2 separate regions of the Mus musculus genome follow, and region 2 is linked to region 1. Evidence: chromatin loops called from intact Hi-C (ENCODE). Cell type or tissue: gastrocnemius. All regions are shown on one strand. Links, peaks and the distances in the headings refer to the core of each region. The heading gives the core; the rest is flanking DNA.

The links. Hi-C counts contacts between places; a loop is a spot of excess contacts. Peaks named below come from ENCODE experiments on the same cell type or tissue, not always from the same donor. Only the 100,000 strongest peaks of a DNase experiment are listed, where the experiment ranks them.
Region 2: a loop joins it to region 1, with 2.6 times the contacts of the local background. A loop is called at or near these places in 6 of 42 quality-filtered maps.

The regions. Positions count from the first base shown.
Region 1 is chr17:74,013,229-74,024,512 of GRCm38, forward strand. It overlaps Srd5a2 (steroid 5 alpha-reductase 2), which reads right to left. Exons shown (of 5, transcript NM_053188.3): 3 at 11,226-11,284; 4 at 8,156-8,306; 5 at 1,663-4,544. The coding sequence ends at 4,478. Among named protein-coding and RNA genes, the nearest start is that of Gm24475, 18 kb to the left of the region's middle. In gastrocnemius, for the core only: no CTCF peak of the experiment used is centred there; a DNase peak (open chromatin) is centred at 7,511.
Region 2 is chr17:73,936,527-73,948,079 of GRCm38, forward strand. Xdh (xanthine dehydrogenase) reads right to left here. Exons shown (of 36, transcript NM_011723.3): 2 at 7,321-7,378; 3 at 4,516-4,612; 4 at 3,230-3,335. Among named protein-coding and RNA genes, the nearest start is that of Xdh, 7.9 kb to the right of the region's middle. In gastrocnemius, for the core only: no CTCF peak of the experiment used is centred there; no DNase peak of the experiment used is centred there; H3K4me3 peaks cover 5,016 bases; H3K27ac peaks cover 3,982 bases.

The DNA.
Region 1 (11,284 bases), core at 3,285-11,284:
AGTACCTTCTACTTCTATTTTGTGAAATAGTTTGTGCAGAACTGGAATTAGATCTTCTTTGAAGGTCTGATAGAACTAAACCCATCTGGTCCTGGGCTTTTTTTGGCTGGGAGACTATTAATAACTGCTTCAATTTCTTTAGGGGATATGGGACTGTTTAGATCTTTAATTTGATCCTGATTTAACTTTGGTACCTGGTATCTGTCCAGAAATTTGTCCATTTCATCCAGGTTTTCCAGTTTTGTTGAGTATAGCCTTTTGTAGAAGGATCTGATGGTGTTTTGGATTTCTTCAGGATCTGTTGTTATGTCTCCTTTTTCATTTCTGATTTTGTTAATTAGGATTTTGTCTCTGTGCCCTCTAGTGAGTCTAGCTAAGGGTTTATCTATCTTGTTGATTTTCTCAAGGAACCAACTCCTCCTTTGGTTAATTCTTTGAATAGTTCTTCTTGTTTCCACTTGGTTGATTTCACCCCTGAGTTTGATTATTTCCTGCTATCTACTCCTCTTGGGTGAATTTTCTTCCTTTTTTTCTAGAGCTTTTAGATGTGTTGTCAAGCTGCTCGTGTGTGCTCTCTCCAGTTTCTTCTTGGAGGTACTCAGAGCTATGAGTTTCCCTCTTAGAAATGCCTTCATTGTGTCCCATAGGTTTGGGTATGTTGTGGCTTCATTTTCATTAAACTCTAAAAAGTCTCTAATTTCTTTCTTTATTCCATCCTTGACCAAGGTATCATTGAGAAGAGTGTTATTCAGTTTCCACGTGAGAGTTGGCTTTCCTTTATTTATGTTGTTATTGAAGATCAGCCTTAGTCCATGGTGGTCTGATAGGATGCATGGGACAATTTCAATATTTTGGTATAAACACTACCTTGTGCTGCATGTGGGACCCAGGGTCTCACACACAGTAGGCAAGCAGTCTAATGAGCTTCATCTCCAGCTCTAAAAGAAAGGATATGAGGAAAGTCATTTTCAATCACAGAGAGCCCTAAAAATCTTTCCTTTCAGGAGAATTCACCACGTGTGTGACAGCTTAACTAGTCTACATCTTGAGAGTTCCCCAAAGGCTTGAGAGTTCCCCAAAGAACTAAACCTTAGGTTTAGTTCTCAGCTTGGCACCAGTGGGAGGTGGGAGAACTTTGTAGGTGGGGCCTAGTGGGATGTCTTTGGGTCACTGAAGAGAGGAGGCATGCCCTCAAAGAGGGACTCTGGCTGTCTCTCCTCCCTTCCTCCTCCCTCTCTTGGCTAGGAGGTAAACATATGTGTTTAACATGTTCCACTCTATACCCCCACCACAATGTGCTGCCTGCTACAGACCCAAAGCAATTGGACCAAACGTTCCTGGACAAAATTAAACCTTTTCTCTCTATAAAATGATTTTTCCCAGTTATTTGTTTTAGTAAAGGCTCCTTGACACTGTATTCTTCCTTCTGGGTATCACTGAAATCGTGTGGGACACAACCGACCTTGGTGTGTCGTCCCGCACCTTCCTTATACCTCCTGGGATTCTGAACTGTAATTTCGAAGCTGCCAGTCATCCATTATTCCCTGTTCACAGACCCTAATTGCAGACTGGCAAAATGAAGATAACAAGAAAGAAAACAGCAAGACCAGAAACTAAGATGGAGGGAGGAAAGGGGGGGTTAAAAAGACACCACTCAATAGATACATTGTAAATGCCACAGAAGATCTGGGTCGTTTTTTATTCAAGCAATGGTGGTGGTCATGACTCGAGAGGCATTTGGCAAACAAGGAGGAGCACTTGCTTGTAACACAATAGTCTGGGTCTTCATTATGTATCCTACTTTAGACCTCTTATGACCCCTGTGTCAACTAACAGTCGGTTTATGGACCAAATAATAAAACTGGAGATCGGTTTCTCAAGCATGTTTGCAAATGGTGTTGAACCCACCCACCCACCTGGGGCAGAGGAGATAAGTATTCAACCACTCTGATTCCGAGTGCTCAGTCCCTCCCTCACAGAACCCGCATTGCAGCCTCTTTGCGGAAGCCATCCCTTCCCCGGAGGCTGTACACCTAAGTGTTCATGTACTACCCAGTCCTCAGGCTCGCTCACACAGGAACCAGGCTTAGAATGCTGAGGTCAGCATATACCAGCAGTTCTCAGCCTGGGGCTCTCGACCCTTTTGGTGGTCAGATATCATATTTCCTGCAGATAAGGTATTTACATTACAATTTTTAACAATAGCCAAATTACAGCCATGAAGTAACAACAAAATGCTTTTATGGTTTGGGGGGGGGGGGGTCACCAGAATATGAGGAACTGGATTAAAGGGTCACAGCATTAGGAAGGTGGAGAACCAGTGACATACATTCATCATCTCACTAAACCTTCTGATTTGGGTATAATACTTTGATTATATTCACCCTCCCATTATCTTCTGTCTCTTATGCCTCTCCTTCCAACTTTTAAAAGCCTGGGTTCTCAACCTGTGGGTCATGACCCCTTTGGGTGGCATATGACATTTTCCCAAGGGGCTACCTAAGGCCATTGGAAAACACAGATATTTACTTTATGATTCATAATAGTAGCAACATTACAGTTCTGAAGTAGCAGCAAAGGTAATTTTATGGTTGGAATCACCACAACCTGAGGAGCTCCCTGTTAGAAAGATGGAGAGTAACCATTTTAAAAGAACACCAGGGCTTCGGTTTATGTAGAAACCTCCTAATTTTTACAATTTGAAACTTGAAGTGTAAGATAAAGTAAAATAAAACTAAATGTGAAACCTGTCTGAACTGGATGAAAGGGGTTTTCTACCCAGACGAGCATCTATCTGGACAGATCATGCAGATCTTGCATCTGCCATTGGGACTGAGAGCTGATGTTCAACCTACCACTGGGACACATCTTCTAAAATATGTCTCAAGGATCATAAGGAAGAAATTCCAGAAGAAACTTGCTCAGAGCTTCTGTTACCCTTCACATCATCGCAAACAGCTCTTCAACTTGAACGGTCTAGTGCCTTACACATGAACTTCTCATACTTAGAAGTGTTTCTGATAGGTGTTCACACTGTCTGTTGCAACACAATTCTTTATTCTCTCAGGGGCCACTCATGGCTGTATCTTTTTCTTTGTGTTCCATAAAACCTGACAATCAAGAAAATCCATAGCAGTGTTGTGAATGAAGTTATGGTAGCTCCTAGAATACCCGGTGATCACTATGAAACCTCCTAGAATACCCGATGATCACTGGCTGAGACGCTGTACATTTGGACTTAGGTCCAAAAGGGGAACTCCATTATTAAAGCTTATATATATATATATATATATATATATATATATATATATATATATGTATGTATATATATATGTATATATATATATTCCTAATTAACTAATGCAGAGGAAGCTGGGACCAGTCTTTCATTTAAGCATGCTCTGGGGTCTATGGTGCTTAAACTTGTAAATCTTTGCCACTCTGCGGGCATACAAAAGGTATGCTTTTAATTACTTCTTTAAGCACTGCCCTCAGCCCAGACATTCATTTTTGGTTGGTTGGTTGGTTGGTTGGTTGGCTGGTTGATTAGTTGGTTGATTGATTGGTTGGTTGGTTGGCTTGTTGATTGATTAGTTAGTTGATGAGTTGGTTGGCTGGCTGGTTGATTAGTTGGTTGGTTGGCTTGTTGATTGATTAGTTAGTTAGTTGATAAGTTGGTTGGCTGGCAGGCTGGTTGGTTGTTTAAAACAAACATACAAAGTAATTGGTTTTATTATGGCATTTTCATGCATACTTTATTTTTGCCAATCCTCCTCCCCTGCTCACCTACATTTCTCCTGCTGCTTCCCTTCCTCCCTCTCTGCTTTCATGCGACACAGTTTATTTCCCTCTTCTTCCTTCTCCTCAAGACCTCTTTTCCCCTTCTAATGATCTCCTTTCTAAATCAATGAACTATATGACCCTCAACATACACATATGAACAGATGCAGGTATATATATGTATATATTAAAATCTAGAACCTGCATATGAAAAAAATCATGCAGTATTTGTCTTTCTGAGTCAGGGTTAGGTTGCTTAATATAATAATTTCCAGTTCTTCCCACTTTCCTGCAAATGTTATCATTTCATTTTTCATTTTGTCAGCCCAAAGGTTTTGACTGCAGAACTTCCCCCAAAGTGACAAAGAATAAGAAAAAAGTCCTATCTTCAGATCTGACATTGGAAAAAAAAATAGAGAACAGGGAAGCTTCTAGATGGGATAGCTAAGAATAAAATGGCCCCTATGAGTCTCCGAAAGGAAATTAGGTTAGAGCTCTCTGGGCAGACAGGAGTATAGGCTGAACAGGCATGACTGTGCATGCCTCAAGCAACTGGAATCACAGGAGACCTATTAACACATACATCATCAAATATATATATGCGAGCAAGACACTGTTCAGTTATAGTTTACAGTTTATAGTTTCAGCAGCTGGGCAGTTTCTCCATAGAAGCTTTGTTCCTTAAAGTTAGGGTTCTTTAAAAGATGAATGGAATGAGGGCTTTCCTAGATTTGGGGTAATCCTTAAACATCTTGAGGTAGAACCTGAGAAGAAAGGAAGGGATCATTATAAGGGCAACAGAGTAGTGACCAACAGTTGAGTTACATAACCAACATGAGTCAGCCCAGTTACTTAGCAGCTGATCATTCCTGAGGACCATGAGCCCATCATCCACCCACTTCCCCCATTCTGTTCCTTGTCAATGTTGGTAATTTGTGTGCAGATAAATACAAAACTATATCCAGAGGTGACGGTTATACAATTTTACAAACATACTTGCTAACACTCAAGTTTACATTTAAAAACTGTTAAAGTGGTAGATTTTATGATATGTACATTTCACCAGATTTTCTAATACACAAGAAGAAAGTACTCCTTTGAGCTCACTTTGCTGAAAACTACAGGAAGCCAAAGCCTCCCAAAAACTTTGGCCAACTGGTGTAATAGTAGCAAGTCAGTAATGAAGATATCCAATACTCTCCGGGTGGACCTGAGGCCTGCTCGATAGGAGGAGACCCACATCTGGAACTCTAAAAACCGGTGCAAAAACCCATAGCTGGGAAGGTCACAGCCTGAGTGGGGAAGTTACTGCAACTGTTTTTGCTAAATAGAGAAGCTGTGCCCATCAAAGCTCTGTCTAATGACTCTGTTTATACACACAGATCAGGGCTACTGTCAGCTTTGCCCAGAGAAGCTCCTTTTGGCAATGGGCAGCAATAAGGGCAAAGACTCATAATGAGTCACAGGACTGAGAATCAGGAACTGCTAAGCGCCCAGCCATGAGTGGATCACCCTCTCCAAGGCTCTGGAGCACCACAGGAACTGGGACAGGAGGGATGTGAGAGACGGAATGGAGTGAAGTAGACAGCCGGCTATAGAACATGACATCACCATCCGCACTCCTGAGTCTACCTGCACATAAAACCTGCACAAGATTAAACCTGTCACATAAAACCTGTCACTGTCCTGCTGAGACCCTCCCCCTAGGACCTACAGGCAGGTGATCATAGCTAGAAGGAAGGAGTTCACAGGGCCAACACCTCCCTGAGGATCTGTAGGCAGCTAATAGTTGCTGGGGAGGGAGAGATGTTTTCTTCCTTCGGTGGTGTGGCCACCAGTAAGGACACCATGCTCTTGTAAATAATTCCTTACCAAGGACCCTGTAACCAACTCTAATGAGGCTCCCTTCGTCATGAAAGGTAAGTCAGTAGGGCTAACAGGAGGGCTCAGCAGTCAAAAGCACTTGTTGCACTTCTAGAGAACCCGGAATTTGGTTCCCAGCACACATGTCCAGAGGTTTGTAAATCCTTGCCGAATTACTCAGCTCCAGTATCTGATGCCGTCTTCTGAGTGTCCACACACACATATGCATACAAACACACACACACACACCACGTAAATTAAAGTATACCTTTGAAAATAAGATAAAAACATGTAAGAGCAAGAGGAAAACAAAATAGAAATAAAAGATGCATATAGTAAAAACACATTATAAATTATGAAAATGCCACGAGGCTCATTATTGTGTCTAACTAGACACCTGCTTACAACAAATAAAATTTACAAAAAGCATGGACAACGTTAACTTCAGAGAATCGGCAGCATCTCTTGAAAATATCCCTTCCAGGAGTTTGGGGATGCAACTACTACTATGGATCTCATTTTGCCCTCTAAAAGGTAGGTTGCAGTCCTAGCTCCCAATGCCTGAAGATACAGTCTTATTTTGGACCAACAGTCATGGCATATGTAATGAATTGGAATAGCTCATACTGATGCAGGATGGACCCTTAATCCCACAGATCTGCAAAGAGACATGAAGGAGATATAGGATGAGAAGGTCACAGGAACACTGGTAGAGATTGGAATGAGTCTACCCCAGCCATGGAGAACTAAGAACAGTGAGTCTCCACCAGAACTGAACAGAAAGAAGCAAGGAAGCAAGCCATTCCAGAGAGCACAGCCCTGCCTATCCCTTAAGGCCAAACCTCTGGTCTCCAGAATTCTGAGAAGATAGATATTTTTCCCCTTGCTCTAAGCCATGCAGCTGAGGTCCTTTCCTGTGACAGCCTGAGGAAATTAATGCTGACCAAGTTGTCCTCTTAACTGGTTGAAACTAATGGCCCTCGAGGCATAATAAAGACAAAATGCACTCTGCTAAAGTGCTTTGGGTTTGAACTGGAAGACAAAAGTGATCACGCGTGCCAGAAGAGCCCGGTCTGCCCTGCTTTGGTTTGAAAAGACCCTGTGTGCTCCATCTCCCCCGCCAACGCCTGCCATTGCTTCAGGAGCACCGTCACAAAGCCCTCTTAGTCCTAGTAAAAGAGACACCCCTGGCTCTCCCTCCGGGAGGAATATAACCAGACAGCCTCAATTTGATTTTGACATTGCACCAGCTGGAAACTCCTGGTGGAAATATTGACGGAGAACTCTGTCTATGCTCTTCAGAGACGCTCCATGTACCAGGCAATGCCCCGACTTCTGTCATTCGTTTACTGCCTCTGATGGACAGCAGGTTCTCCTGAAGTGGGCTGTTGCCATGTCTCTCAAAGGCTGTGAACCTTGAAACCCTGTCCCTTTCGAGACAGGAAGTTGTAGGATTAGGTCACAGGAGAAACTGCTGCTTTGCCTATTTCCAAACTGGCCTCAGTTTCTATTCAAAAGGAGCTTGTGCCTCATTTAATCCTAAAAGCTATTAGAAAAATCATTAGCCAGACAAAAACACTGAGGCGAGGCAGAAACACCAAGGAGAAAGATTAAGATGCGCTCAGCTCAGTCCTTTAATCCATGTGTTCCTTCTTGGTCTCTAGGCATTCATCTTTCTATAAAAGTTACTTGAAAGTAAGCAGGTGACGTCCTATCACCTCCTACCTTGAGAGGGACAGGGTTTCAATGATCCCTAGCCCCTCTCTACCCCTGGATTAACGATTTGTTAGACCAACCCTCCAAGGGGGTGGGGTGAGGGTAGGGGTGTGGCATAATGGGACCTTAACTGCCTGCAGTTCCAACATGTACCAGCAGATGGAGCACTCGGAGCTCATCTGCTTTCCTTGCTTGGTGATGGCTGGCAATGGTCTCATCCCTGGAGAACAGACACATCAAGAAATACAGTGGAAGAGAATTGAACTGAAACGTGACATTTCTTTCACCTCTTAACCCACTATCTGAAGTTTCCAGCCAGGTGGTAATAAATCTTATTTGGAGACGAATACTTCTATGTAGATGCAACGACCTTGTGACACTATTAACTGTCAACCTGACCCTTAGGGGGTAGTCTGGTCACACCTGTGAGGGACTGTTTCTATTAAGGATAGCCTCAGAGAAATTCCTGTGAAGGGTTGTCCTGATTAAGTCCATTGATGTAGGAAGACCCGTCTTAATTTTGGCAAGGCTTATTTCCCTCGTGAGGGACCCTGGACTGTCTAAATGAAGAGGGGCAAACAGAGCATATATGGTATGTATGCATTGATTTGTTTTGCTTTCTACTTTTGACTATAAAGGCAATGTGACCGGCTGCTTCAAGTTCCAGCCACCTTGACGTGCATAGCCCGGAAGATGGAGCCAAACGGGCCCTTTCTTTCTTACGTTGTTTCGTTGTAAAACACTATCAGATCAACAGGAAACAAAACTAAGACAGACCTCTCTGTTAAAGGTTTACCTGTGGTGGTAAAAAGCTTGCATCCCCAGGAAACAAAGTGTGAAAAATGCAAAAGCAAAGGCTGGAACAGACCAAGTGGCCAAAGCGTAGCCCATCCATTCAATAATCTCGCCCAGGAAATTGGCTCCAGACACATACGTAAACAAGCCACCTGTGTGCAGAAGAATCAAAAAAAGACAGCACTCAGAACAGCGTTACCGTGACACTGCATCCCTGTGTCTCATTCCAAAATGCACAAAGACAGGCAAAGGAACGTAAAGCCAGCATTCAGAGGAAGCTTTGCAGAGACGCAGGGAAACTAGCCCCTTGTCTGGAGAATGTTCTGGAATCCTGAGGAGTGGCCCTATCTCCCTGAGGGGCTTCCTGCCCGTTTCTTTACAAGGGACCACCAGCTTCAAGCAAGACAAGCAAGAGGTGCCGAAGACCTGCTTTTTGTCTCGTTTCATGAAAGGACTTCTTCAGGCAGCTTCTTCCTAAGACTTTCCTGGCAAGGTCAAATGCCAACCACTAATGGTGCATTCCAGCCCCACAAAGTGAGACTTAACATGTGTGAGTGATGTGATTCTTGTCTGACCCTCTGATTGTCCACTACCCGGCCCCCTACACTATACACTGTTCAAGTTGAAAGCAGTGAATATTTGGCTTGGGAAAACTCAGCTGCTGCTAAGTTACCCCACAAGATATTTCCTCTCTCAGAACTATCTAAAAACCAAGCTATGTCCAATGACATCCAATATACCCACACTCAAACTTTATGAGCCATATTAAACTAGGAAAGCTGTGACCAAAACAGCTTTTCTCCTTCTATAATTACATTACATTGTGCTTTTAAGTCATTCTATCTCGGTCTCATAACTCGGTTAAAACCCTTGGCAGTCTGGTTTTGTAAGAACTGTCTCTGCTTATCTTTACGTAATTATTAAGCCGAAGTTTTAAAGTGTTGCTGTGGTTGGAATGTGAGTGCTGCCCTCAGATTCTTGTGGACACTTTGTCCCCAGCTGGTGAAATGTTTCAGAGGGGTATAGAACCTTTCAGCCATGGGCCCTTGCTGGCAGGTGGAAGGCTATCAGGTATGGACTATAGAAAGAGAAAGACAGCCTGGTTCCTGCCCAAGTTCTCCACTCTCCTAGCTGCTATGGAGATTGAAGCAAGTCACTCCATGTTCCTGCCACCAATGACAAGAACTCCCCTAGTACGACAAGGCTCCCTCGCCTAAGCTTCCTCACTTGGACGCTGTGAGCTGACGTCACTCTGTCCAGTAACTTTGTCCCAGCTGTGCGCAAGCTGGCACAAGGAGCGAGCTTCTTTCTATTGCTTTTTTTTTAAAGATAACACTGTTCCCCTACCGTTCTGCCCATGACACCTTTGACTGTGTGAAGGACCCTTGTCTATTGCAAAGGGTCTGATTAGCCATGAACATCACGAACGGTCTAACTTAGTTCTTCAGATGCCAAGGAGTCGATAATAATTACCCACTAATCACAAAAGCTTTGTCAGTATTAATCAGTAGTTGTCAGTCTACACCAACATCAAATAATCCAGATCACCTTTACTGCAAGCAAGGTCTCTGTTTACATCCAGAAGGAAGGATGGGAACCACTGTCCACTTGGTGTGTCAGTCACCTGGTCTGATTCTTTGCCAAATGTTATTGGTCAGACTCACACTCCTACCTTCTTGGGACTAGGTACAGTTGCAAGTTTTCTGGATCCCCAAAGCGGCACAGTCGTGTGCTGCATGTAGCATGTCCGTCAACAGCAGACTGTACACACCATGGCGAGCCACTTAGACTGTAACAGACCTTGAACATTCGCCACTGAGGAACACCACAGCCATCACAGCGTCAGCACCACATGGTGTCCATGGTGTGAAAGCCCAGGCCCAGTCATTACCATGCCTAAGGACACAAGAGTTCAATCCCCGGTACCCACATTAAAGCCAGGCACAGCGGTGCATGCCTATATTCACAGTGCTGAGGAAGCAGGAACAGGGGGATCCTGGGGGCTCTGTGGCCACCTGGCTGGATCAGCAAGTGCTAGGTTCAGGGGGAGACTACATCAACAAAAGAAGGTAAAAGTGAAACTGAAGGCGACACCTGACTTCAAACTTCGTGTGGATACGTGCAAGCACCTACATACATGCAAGACAAAATTCATAATTTAAAAAATAATTTTAAGGGAGAAAGTACAGCATATGATTGCATATAGTGTTTAATCTCTGATTATTACAGAGTTATATTAAGTGTCTGTGTTATGGTATATTATGCCAGTCATTGTTACAACATAATTCTTCTACTTAGAAAAAAAGTGAACCGTAAGACAACCCCATGCTGCTCTGGGAAACTCCCAGTAGGCAGGAAGGTAAAATACACAATGTTGATGACTGGAATCATATATAGGCCTCGGCTGAGATCAGTTTGCCTTTTAGATTTTAGCAAGACTGTTTTTTGTAATTCAAAAATTTCAGAATAGGCTGCACTCTATAACCTAGGTGTGCTAGAGGCTGCCTGTGCAGGTTTGTGTAAGAAGGCTGTGATGCTCACATAACAATGAAACCCTCAGCTTTGCTGTTAACACAGGGAGGTAAACGGACAGGCTTAAGTCCTAGGCTGTAACCTATTCCCCATTGCTTATATGCAAGCCTGGTGCCCTCTGTCACCTTGAGGGCGCTATGATCTTCTTTCCTTGGGTGGGAGGGAAGTCTCTTGTAGTTCTTGGTCTCTGTCTCTGTCTCTGTGAGTGTGTGTATGTGTGTGTGTGTGTGTGTGTCTGTAACAAGGCTAACCCTGAACTAACCTTGAACCCCTGATCTTCCTACCTCCCCTCCTAAGTGTTGGGGTCATAGACATGTGCACCATGCCTGGAGTTAACTGTTCCTGGAGATGGAACACAGGGCTTTAAGCATGCTAGGCAAGCACTCCACCGACTCAGCGACAGCCTCAGCCCTCTTGGAGCTTTCTTGGGTTCCATAGAAGGACAGACAGCAGCCAAAGTGTATCCAGTGCATGGCTGTGCTGCCACAGACCCACCCCCTTTGTTAATCACTGGGACGGGCTCCACTGGGAGGCCTTACCTTGTGGGATCCTGTAGATGACCTCTCCGGGCTTCCTGAGCTGGCGCAGCATGCAGTCA
Region 2 (11,553 bases), core at 2,448-10,447, 78 kb before region 1:
CTTTAGAGAATACTGTTAGTTCTAGCACAGAGAGTTTAGGAATTTACCCCGGTTCAAGTATCTTAAATAGAAACACTGTGCTGCGTTCTTTTGACTACATGAGCCTGCAGTGAAATTCAAGCACCACTCCTGAAGGACCACAGAGTGTGCCCTATTCAAACCCACCACTGCATTCCTGGATTGTTAAGTGAAGGTACCCTCGGAGCACAGGGAGGACATGAGAACTGGACCAGGCGCTAAGCTGAGTTTACTATATGCATAGAATGTCACAAAACTCCCACCAAAGCTGGTGGGTTTTACTTCCAGTTCCTGTTCCTCATCTACATGGCTTTCTCCTTTTTCTGTCTCTTGGGAATCTTTCTCGGTACTTGAGTAAAACTGACAGGACGTTATAACATCTGTATCTGTAGTCTACCCATTCATTTTGTGAACATGGATCAAGAACCTAGTATGCAGTAGGCATGAAAGGTTATATAAACAGAGAAGAGAGATGGGGAGAAATTCCATGAAGCCTGGACTGTAATAGTGCAATTTTGATAAAAATGGAATAAGAAAAATTCCATGTGGTGGCCAGCGCTGTGCAGAAGATTTGCACAATTACATGATCCAGAGTGACTGAACCACTCTAGAAAGGATCTCGAGGCTGGTTTCAATATCGCAGTTAGGATCAAGAAAAGAGAACTGTCAGCAAGAATGCTTGATACAGCACGAGCTTGGCGTGCCAGAGCAGCTGAGAGAATATGGGCGGAACCTGCTGACGCTAAACACTTTGGGTGGGAAAGCAGCTCCTCACAAGCTGGGGCAAGCTACAGAACCTTCTCTGTGTGATGGGCAGCCTTAGGAGATTTCAGCCAGCAGTGATGTGATTCATGGCTTTAAAAAAATAAATCACTTTGGGCTGCTGGGTGGAAATTGCATTCTAAAAACAAACACAGAAATGGGTCTTCGGAATATAGTATAGCCAGCTAAAAAGAGATAATGACATGGATCAAAGTAGTGAGAGTTAAACAGATGGGGGAGCTATCATAGATGGTTTAGAGAGTGGATCACACTTCTGGATGGATAGGGTGTAGTATGTGAGGGGATCAAAGATTACTCCTGGATCCTTGGAAAGTAAGAATGGACTGCTTTGCCATTGGCTTAAATAGAGCAATACCCAGGAAGGAAGATGTTATGGACAAAATGGGTTTTTCCTACAGCTGAGATTAGACATTTGTGCTGTGGTATCAAGTAGGCAATTGCAAACGAGTAACTTCTGAGGAGAGGTCAAAGTTGAAAGTGCAAGTGTGTACCATTTGCAGGTAGTGGATGTTCCAACGTACCTGCCATGAGATTGTAAGAATGGAGAAGGGCAGGGCTGAGGCCAGAACCTGGATACTGTGGCAGTCTGTGGGGAGCCAACGAGTCAACACATGATGCCAATGAGAGTAAGAGATGAAAACATGGGAAAGCCAGAAAACAAGAAAATCAAATGCACTAGGAATACAATCAACCCTGCTGCTTATATGGAGATAAAATAAGAACACCGAGAGTAAGAGTTCATGTTGTTGGGAGGGCGGATACAAATCCTGTGTTCAAACTACCCCTGCATTTGGCTACCGAGGAAACAACAGGCTCAAATTAAGCTCACACTTCTCGCAGGTTGGGCAGGTTTAGAGGTGTACCCTTTTCCTGCCTAAGAAACAGAGATGAAGCAACAGCACTCTCGCCCTGCTCTGACACCACAGACTGGATCATATGCTCCTCCTGTGGAACAGAACCTGTTTGATCATCCGGAGGCCCTAGTGCCTGGAGACAAAGGAAGTGTCACCCCCTGAAAGACGTGTCTCTTCAAATGGTCAAGAGAGGATTCAGACCTGGGTTTAACTCTGGAACCGTCTCTGATTGCAATTTTTCAAAGAACTCGCGCCTCAGTTATCCCAGGGTGGGGCTGTTCTCTGCCTCCACCTGTTTCAGTTTGGGCTAAGAGCATCCAACTTCTCCCTCCAAACCCCCAGATTTGCAATATGGTCCCCCTCATGGTTCCTGACTTCAATCCAATGCCAAGGTCTAGTTCCACAAGGGAGAAAACCCCCAGTGAGGTATTTATGGGTATGTTTGTTTGGCCCTTGAAGTTGCTGAGGTTGTGAATAACCTTGAACTTTTGATTCTCCTGCATCCTTCCAAGGGCTACAATTTCAAGCAGGCAGTGTACCCCGTTTCTATGGTGCTTGGGATCTAATTCAGAGCTGCATGCGTGCTAGGAAAGCAATCTCGTCAACTGAGTCATACAGCCCCTAGCTATTAACTTATCTTCATTCTCCAGAGAGTAAAGGTCTGACAGTCCATATGCGTGGCATTTAATATTGATTGATAACTTTATAGGATATGTAATTTAGGAAACAAGCCTCTGGGTGTGTCCCTCGAGGAATTATCTAGATTAAGTTTGCCTCTGGTCAAAGCCATGAGTGTTTATCTAGATTAGTCAAGGTGGGAGAAATGGCTGAATCCAGGACTGAATAAAAGAAAAACAGCTAGCCAGATATGAGCATTCCACTGCTCTCTGCTTCCTAACTGTGGATGCAATGTGCCCAGAAGCCTCAAGCTCTGATCACTATGACATCCCTACCATGGTAACGAGTACCCTCAAACTGTGAGTTAAAATAAGTTCTTCCTTATGACTGTAAATATTAAAGTAGCCCGTTTTCCTTTGTTCCCGTTTTGAGGCTGGTACAATGGTAGCTGGCCCTGACTACTTATCTCCAGTTGCTTCTGACAGGAATGTTGCAGAAGCAATGTGTAAAGAAAGTAATTCAACATTGATATTGTTCGAAGAGTGGAGGATGTGTGGTACAACTGGAATTATAGGAGTCATGGAAATCTGGAATTGGAGGACTGTCATTTGTCAAAGCATACTCAAGAACAAGATGTCCTTCCCTGCTTTCCCAGGTCTGAGGTAAGGATGCCCCTGGATATTAGATTTAGCTGAGTTGTTGCTGTTGCTGCTGTTCCGGGGAGGGGGGCGGGGGGAGGGGACATCATGCAGTATTAGATCATCCTGTCCCTATGGATGGGGGAGCTTTGGGTATGAGTACCTGCTCTCTCTACCTTGTTCATCTAGAAAACATTCACAGGGGGCCCTGGAACAACTTCTTTTCCTTGGGCTGTGAAGTTTCTCCTAACAAAGGTGCAGCCTTGGTGCAAGTTCCCCTGTAAAACGTGCTGGCCTCACGTTTACCACTCCACTCACCTGGACAGGATGCAGCTTCTTGGTGTTTCCTATGCCTTCCACAGTTGTCACAGCAACATGATGCAAGGAGCAGATGGGGGTCAAGCAGGCATTGACGGAAAAATGACTAGAACCACAGATTAAGGCCATTTCATTGCCATTGAGGTCATCAGAGCAGTGCAGGGACTGCCTCATAGGACTTGGGCGCTTTCTGAATGTCTCTCTGCTCTGTGCTAGGTTTGTGTCTGCTATTGTTATCTTTGCCTCTCCATATAAAACTCTGAGCCAGGAAAAAAGGGGGTTCTATTCCAACTGCGACTGAGCCTCATTAGAGTCTCCGTGGGCAAGCTACAATCACACCAGCCTCAAACTGGAGCAAAGGAAAATAGAGTACTCTAAGCAATCTCTTATCCCAACTCTAAAGGGCATTGAAAGGAACTTTCCAGCAGGCTATAACCTCGAAGCATGCTCCTCCTCTCTCTGCAGGACCCTTCCCTGGTCCTCAGCATTAGAGCATAATTTTTGCTTTCATCCCTTCTATCCCTCCATTTCCCTGGGGTAAAAGTAGAGATGAAACTCTAGCCCCTTCCCTGTATCTCTCCCTTAGTTATCACTCTTTCATGAAAATAAACAACATAAGTTTCTTTAAAATATGCCAGCTCTGTGCTAGGGGCTGAGGAAGTGAGGCTAAATAACATGAAATCCCTACCCTGGAAAAGCTTGTAGTCAATGCAAGAGATAGAAGTGGGTGTAGAGATGTGATGTAAAAATCTGACAGTTAATGATTCAGGAGTGCTGTGCAGAGGGCATTAAGATGTTTGCATAGACAAGGAGGACTTAACTCAACCTTGGGGATCAAGCAGCACTTCTTAGAGGAGATGCTGTTGGGGCCCAGTATTTCCAGGTAGAAAATTCCTGGGTGAGAGGACATACAGGACAGGAAACAGTGTGTAAGATGATCAAGAAATAAGTAGGGCTGGGCCATGAGTTCATAATGTTAAGTTTGAGGAGTATTGAATCATTGATGGCAAAGGAAACTGGGGAGGAACTCATGGACATACTATGGAGTATTGGGGATGGATTTTATGGGATGCCATGTTAGCCTTAACTATAGAATGGTCGTTTTATCTGTAGTCCACAGCTTGGTCCCCATTCATCAGCCAGGAAAGATACCCTATAAAACATCATTCTCTGATCTTTGTTCATGATTGGAGTCTTCTTGGAAACACACATGCTCACACACTCACTCACAAGATGATCCCACATCCTACCCTCCCATGGAGCACCAGGCAGCAGGCAAAGGATACACGATCTTGTTCTGAAGGCGGTCATACTTGGAGATCATCACGGTGCATGCCCCACAGCCACCTTCTCCACAGCCAAGCTTGGTCCCGCACAGCCCCACTGAGCAGCCTCTTGTTAAGGACACAGATCCAGAGAAAGGACTCTACAAACAGCTGGACAGAGCCTCACAGGCACAGCTTAAACACAAATGAAGCCCTTGACCCAGGAGGCAGCAGACCTATGGCCTCCTCAATCCATGAGGCTGAACTGCACCATACAGATGTAAGAACAGATCAGCTCCACTGCAGATGAGTCAGTACCCACAGAACACCATCCAGGATACAAGCTCCAGGCTCAGGGTCTCCCAATGTCTGAGCAAGAGGACCTCGCATCTCAAAGACAGCATTTGGGGTGTTGAGGTGAGCAGTGACACTCCTCAGCCATTCTGAGGCTTGGATTTTTTTACCCTGAAAACTACAGCCTGATAATGTTCCTGAAACCAAAATTAAAGCTGAACCAGGCTTTTGAATATCTCACATAATATATATATATACATGAAAAACAAAAGATCGGTAACCAAGAATGGACCCAGCTCTTATGTATACTGTGGAAAGATAATCTATTACCTTGTTAACTGGTAGGCTAGTCCAAACCCACAGCACTCATGTGGCCACCTTTCTTGAGCCATAAAGCCCTCTTTGTTGGGTTTCTATCAGTCCCTAAGCCCCCATTTCTCTTCTGAAGATGGGAGACACACAGAGAATTACAAGCAGGTAGCCTCGTCCTCTATTTTCAAGAAAAAATTAACAAGAAGAACTATATTGCATCTTACATTTAAAGCTCTTGATTTCCACAGCAATTTGCTTAGGCAAGAGCTACTATTGCTCTGCAAATTTGAATGCAAAGCACAAACAAGCTGAGGTCTAAACTGTAACACGAGCTGCAGAAATGTCATTGTGTGTGTCATAGTCCTCTGACTAAGAGTCTCCTGACTCCAGAGCTGTGTGCAACCCATCTCCTCCTCTGCCAAAGAGGCTTCCCAAGACCTCAGGAATTTTTGTTCTCTTCTTTGTTCTCATTAACCGAGGAATAGATAGTTGTTTGCAGCTGATACACCTAGAAAGTGTATGGACAGAGATAATATGGTACGATCTAGTCTTTATCTTCTAGCCTTGACCTCTTTCTAGAAACCCTAGGCTAGGAATATTTCTCCTGCTCTCACAAATTAACTACCAGCCCAGACTGCAATAAGGAGGAGGACTTTATACTTTCTGTGGCAGCTTTCAGTTTTAAATTTCATCTGAGTTTTGATTTACTAAGCCTGTCCAGTGAGATAAGGAGTTCCTGCGGCTCTGAGGCGTCAGAAATAAAACTGAAACTAATAGAGAACTAAAATGAACTTTGTTCTCAGAACACTGGAATTCATATCAACAACTTCCTAGTGGGGTTGGGCTGGTAACAGAGTCCTCTTTCCAACTCACAAAAGACTCACCAGGGCTATCTTCTGAGCCTTCAGATATACCCATACCAAGCTCGCTTCTGTGAGTACTGAGCAAGTGGGTCACTCACACCTCTGGGACAGGGACAAGGACAGCATAGACAGATGTTGAGAGGAGCACCAGGCCCTGGAGACTTGCCAGCCTGGATGAGAAGTGCATTGCTGCAGCTTCCATCCAGGGTCTACCAGAACTTGCTCATAATATACTTAGTGAAAAGCAGGTCATTTAATCAGTGCTGGCCTCACTTCCTCTCCAAGGGAGATGATGTTATACCTCCACAGAACTTCTGTAAAGATTACATGACATCAGCTATGCAAACTACTTTGAACTTTGCCTATACATGACAAGTGTCCATTAAATGTCAGCACCTATATTTTCTGTTGTTTTTTATCCAGGGTCCCAGAATAGTTTAATAACATGAAAGAACAAAAGGTGTGAGATCTTTTAGAAGCCTTCCCCACAATGGATGAAGAGCAGCAGCCCAGAACTCTACAGCAGTGGTTCTCAGCCTTCCTAATGCTGTGACCTCATGTTGTGGTGGCCTCCATTATTTATTTATTTATTTATTTATTTATTTATTTATTTATTTATTTGCTACTTTATAACTATAATTTTGAAACTGTTATGAATAATAATGTAATTATCTGATATTCAGCATATCTCATAAACAACAATCTATGAAAGGGCCATTTGTCATCCCTCCAAAGGGGTTGTGATACCCAGGTTGAGAACCACCTCTCTAAAGTGTCTCCTGCCCTTGATATCTCTAAAGCCTGCCACTAAGCATTCGATGCCTTACACAGTACCCACTGCAATCATCCTTTCTCAGTGTACAACACTTGTTTGGGAATGCTCAGTAACCATATGGAGTTTACCTACTATATGAAAGGCCCTAGGTTCAATGCTCAACAGTGCAAGAAAAAGTAATAGCAACCCTTCTTCTGGTCTCTCTGGACCTATATTGAGCCAGAGAGGTTCCTGGGTAATCCTGTATGTGTTAAACAAATGTCAACTAAAGAAGAGCTCACTACTCCTAAAGTAAATGACCATGAAGTTCATGGGGGCTGCCGAGGAGGACTTTCATGGGCACAGAAAATCCTTCAATTACTAGACTCTTTGCTGAAGAAGTCTGAAAGAAAACCATGAACAGCCTCTCATTTGAGGACTGAGAGTTTACAATCTAGGGAGCCTAGGATCACCCAAGGATTCTCAGTTATATTGAGTGCCACAGCTGTGTAGACTTCTTCGAGGCCACTTGGAAATTACTTAAGCTTCAGAGAATAGCCCTATGGTCCCCTCACCCTCATTTCCATTGAAGAGTCAGGATACACTTTCTTCTAAGGTAGACCAGAAGTGTTGTTTCAGGGTCTGCATTTTTCTCCACCACCTACCAAGAAAATACATCAAAGAATCACCTTTCCATTCTTTTGCAGTTGGTTTCCTCCCTTTCATCTCTCAACCCAAAATCTGTAGAGTTAATGGGCACAGAATAGATAGACCATGACAATCAAGGCATTTCTCTTTCTCAATCCCATAAAAAAATGAACACATGAGCTGTAAAACACAATCGTGCCCTCGGGTCCTAGAATTCCACCTGGACACACCACAGAAGCTTGGGGTCTATGCTGCTAAGAGCATCTTCTAAGTCAAACATATCGCCTCATTTCTCCTGCCTCTTCCCAGCCACCCACTCCAGAGTTGGAGCTGTCAGCATGCAGACTCTAACTTTGCATCCATGTGTATGCCTGCTCAGATTCTGTGTGTGATGAGAGACAGTTGCATACGTAGTCCATGCTCATAGCAAAGTGTGGTATGCAACAAGCTACACAGTAGCAACATGAGCACGCTAGCATGGAAGAGCAATCTCAACACAAAAACCCATCCATGTGTTCAGTAAGGTAGAAAAGGCCAATGTGAGATGCTCTCTCCAGATGTAAACCTTCAAAGAAGATCCAGGAGGGGCCATTTCACTACTCCCCATATTTAAAGGCAGAGAATTTGTAATAAGAGATCTTTTAAGAGAACTGTGCTATGTATTGGTCCTAGAGTTTCTTCTAGTGAAAGGAAAAGAAACATCTGCCTCACACCTCAAACTAAAAGAAGGGATACCCTTTGTACCATACATAAATCCGCCACTCCTCCTTCACAGTCGTGCCAGGGGCCAGACCAACCCAAGACTTTCTCAGAGGCCCCGATGAAAGAACAACAGGAACTTTAATTCTATGCCCTTGTCCAAGTGGGCTTGGCAAGGCCAGTCTAGGGATGGAGCCTGTATATCCTCAGAAGAGTCAAGGTGGCAGCTTCTGGGGTCCAGGCTCTTCCCCCTGGGGACCAGGCTCTTCCCCCTGAGCTGTGGTTATCAGTCCTAAGGCAGCTGTGTCTGCAGGACCCTAGGTTCTCTTTGCCAAGATTGTCTGACTTAGTTCTGCTGACTCTGACCGTTTTTCCCCTCTGCAAATAGAACATATGACGCTGTACTTCTTAAGAATTCTGCTTGGCACGAGTCACCAGCCTGTAAGAGACATCTTTGTCCCACCTAGAACCCTGGTTCTCCTTCTTGATATGTCACCTTTCAAGACACGCATTCCTGCAGGTTCTGGACAGTATAGGACATATAGTGGTCTGCCGTACCATAACTAAAGGTAGACCCAGCATAGTGTTGCTAACTAGAAATCATGTGTTTAAACTCTTACTTAAGTTTAAATGGACAAAGTGGAAATATTGGTTCACATTCCCAGATTTTAATCGGTTCAAGAATTTTGTTAGCAGTGGACATACTACAGACCATACATGATGTGGATAGGGTTGGCTTTCGTGTATTTAAGTCAGTCTCAGTAAGGTTACCTAAAGGGAGTGACAGAGCAGATAATAGAAGTATTCTTTGTACAATGGACCCTTCATGTTGGGGGCTGAGATAAAGCAGAGGGCATAAGAAATGCACATCACACATGTCATGGGATACATGAGCAAACACTTCCTGCCATAGCTCCTGAAGAATCCTTGAAACCATCAAAAGAATTAGCCCTAAACAGTTGAAATGGCACCTTATAATAGAGCCAGTTAAGTGAGATCCTTCTTGCTATCTCATGAATCATTCTAGGTTCAGACTGTTTGGGGAAACTTTGCTAGAAAACAAAATGGTGCATGTGCATGTGTGTGTTGTGTAGTGTGTTGTATATATGTATGTAGTTCATGTATGTGAGTGTATGGGTACATACATACATACATACATACACACACATGCATACACACAGGGATAGATAGATAGATAGATAGATAGATAGATAGATAGATAGATAGCTCTCTCAGTCTTACTAGCCTTAGGCAAGGTCTCTCACTGAACCAGAAGCTCACTGTATAGGTTAGGCTGACTGGTCCATGAGCTCTTGGGACCTGCCTGTCTCCAACCACCAATGTTGGCATGTGCAGCCCTTCCTGGCTTTTTGTATGGAAGCTGGGGATTCAGATTCAGTTTCTTATGCCTGCAGAGCTAGTGTTCTTAGCTACTACATCACCTTCCTTGCCCCAATATTAGTATTTTTGTATTGACTCCAAATAATACATTCCTGAAACTTGTAGAACTTCCCCTTCAATAATATTTAAAGAAAACGTGCAAGATAGAAAGTATAATCCTTAGACAAATATTACATTTTTCTCTCATTTGGGATCTATCTTTATATAGACATGTATGTATATGACATGATGGTACAAGTGAAACTATGTAGGAAGAAAGAGAACAAACGGGAGGGGGAGGGGAGGAAGTGGAGTATATGAGTAATATGATCAACATACAACATATACAATCATACAACATACTCGTATAATTTTTAATTTAAGTTTAAAATTAATGTTTTCTTTAATTAGTTTCCTTTTATGATAACACCCCAGGATTCCAGCTTGCTCAATATCCTGGTTATTAAGGCAAAGCTTCTTTTCTAGGAGAAGTCACACAGGCAAATAAAAATGACCCAAAATGACATTTATCACCCTCCTGGTTGGCATCAGTGACCTTAGTGTGCCATTTCTCGCCTTGTTTCTCCTTCTCCTTTATAGTACATCACACTAGACACACACACACACACACACACACACACACACACACACACACACACACACTGCCTGCTGGGACCACCTACAAATTCAAGGTAAGTTCCTCAGTGTCTCTGAAGACCCCTTTAAACATGTCTTCACTTTTAGCCATCCTGCCTCCTACTTCCCCAGCAAGTCTGTCTGATTGAAGTTAAAATCCATCTCATATCTCCTAGTCCCGTACCTTGAGCATATCTCTCTCTCTCTCTCTCTCTCTCTCTCTCTCTCTCTCTCTCTCTCTCTCTCTCTCTCTCTCTCTCTCAGACATATTGACTTCTTGGGAGACTTCATATGCTGCCCTACCCAAGGCTTTCTACCTCGCTACCTTCTCTTGAATATCTACACAGAACAGCCATGCTACGTTGGAGCTGTGTCTCACGAGCTTCCCACGGTGTGCCCCACGGAATAGTCTCCACAGAAAGCCCAGAGGGAAAACACTTGGCAGGCATCCCAGTGTGAATCTGAAATATTCCCTCCAAGGCCATATTTGCAGCACTTGCTACCTAGCTGACAGGGTGGTTGTAAAACCTTTAGGAGCTGAGGTGAAAGTAGGTCATGGGGTTGTGGGGAGGCTTTGGGGGCTATACCCAAACTCTGGCACTTCCTTCTCTCCATCTCCTCTTCTGTCATATTGTGGATAATGACCCCTTCCCTCTATTTACCGTAATCGTCTGCTCAAGTTACGAGGCCTATTTGTGGACTAACTCCAGTGAAACCATGAGCCGAAACAAATCCTTCCTTCCTTCCTTCCTCCCTTTAATTGATTCTGCCAGGTATTGTGGTGCCTGGGATATAAAAGGAACACACTGCAGGGCAAGTAACATGGGCCAGCCTTGATGGGCCAGCAACATGGCTCAGTGGATAAAGGTGTCTGCCATCAAGCTTGATAACCTAAGCTGAGTTCAATTAATATCTTCTCTCACTCTCTCTCCCTCCCCCTCTCTCTCATACACACACAGAGAGAGACAGAGACAGAGAGAGACAGAGAGAGAGAGACAGAGACAGAGAGAGAGAGACAGAGAGAGAATAAATACATAGAACTCAAAGAAAATGAGTGAGTAGATTGCTCTGAAAATTTGAACTTTAAAAATAAAATGATTGTTGGGTATTGTGTTGTATTGTGGTGGTGCATGCTGTTAGTCACAGCACTCAAGGTTCAGAGGCAGGCCAGTCTCTGTGAGTTCGAGGCCAGCCTGGTCTACATAGTAAGACCCTGTCTCAAATAAATAAATAATAAAAAGGAAGGAAGAAAGGAAAGAAGGATGAAGGATAGAAAAAAGGAAGACAGTCCTAAAGGATGATAACATACTATATACATTAAATCTATAACATTAAAATTATAATTATCCAGTGAAAGAATAAAGCTGCATGCCTCCAGCTATGTCCTCTTCCTGTAGGGATTTCTCTTGCATCCCTCTCAGTAAAACTAGAATCCTGGCCCCTTAAGAGGACATCACCCACAATGCTGGTGAA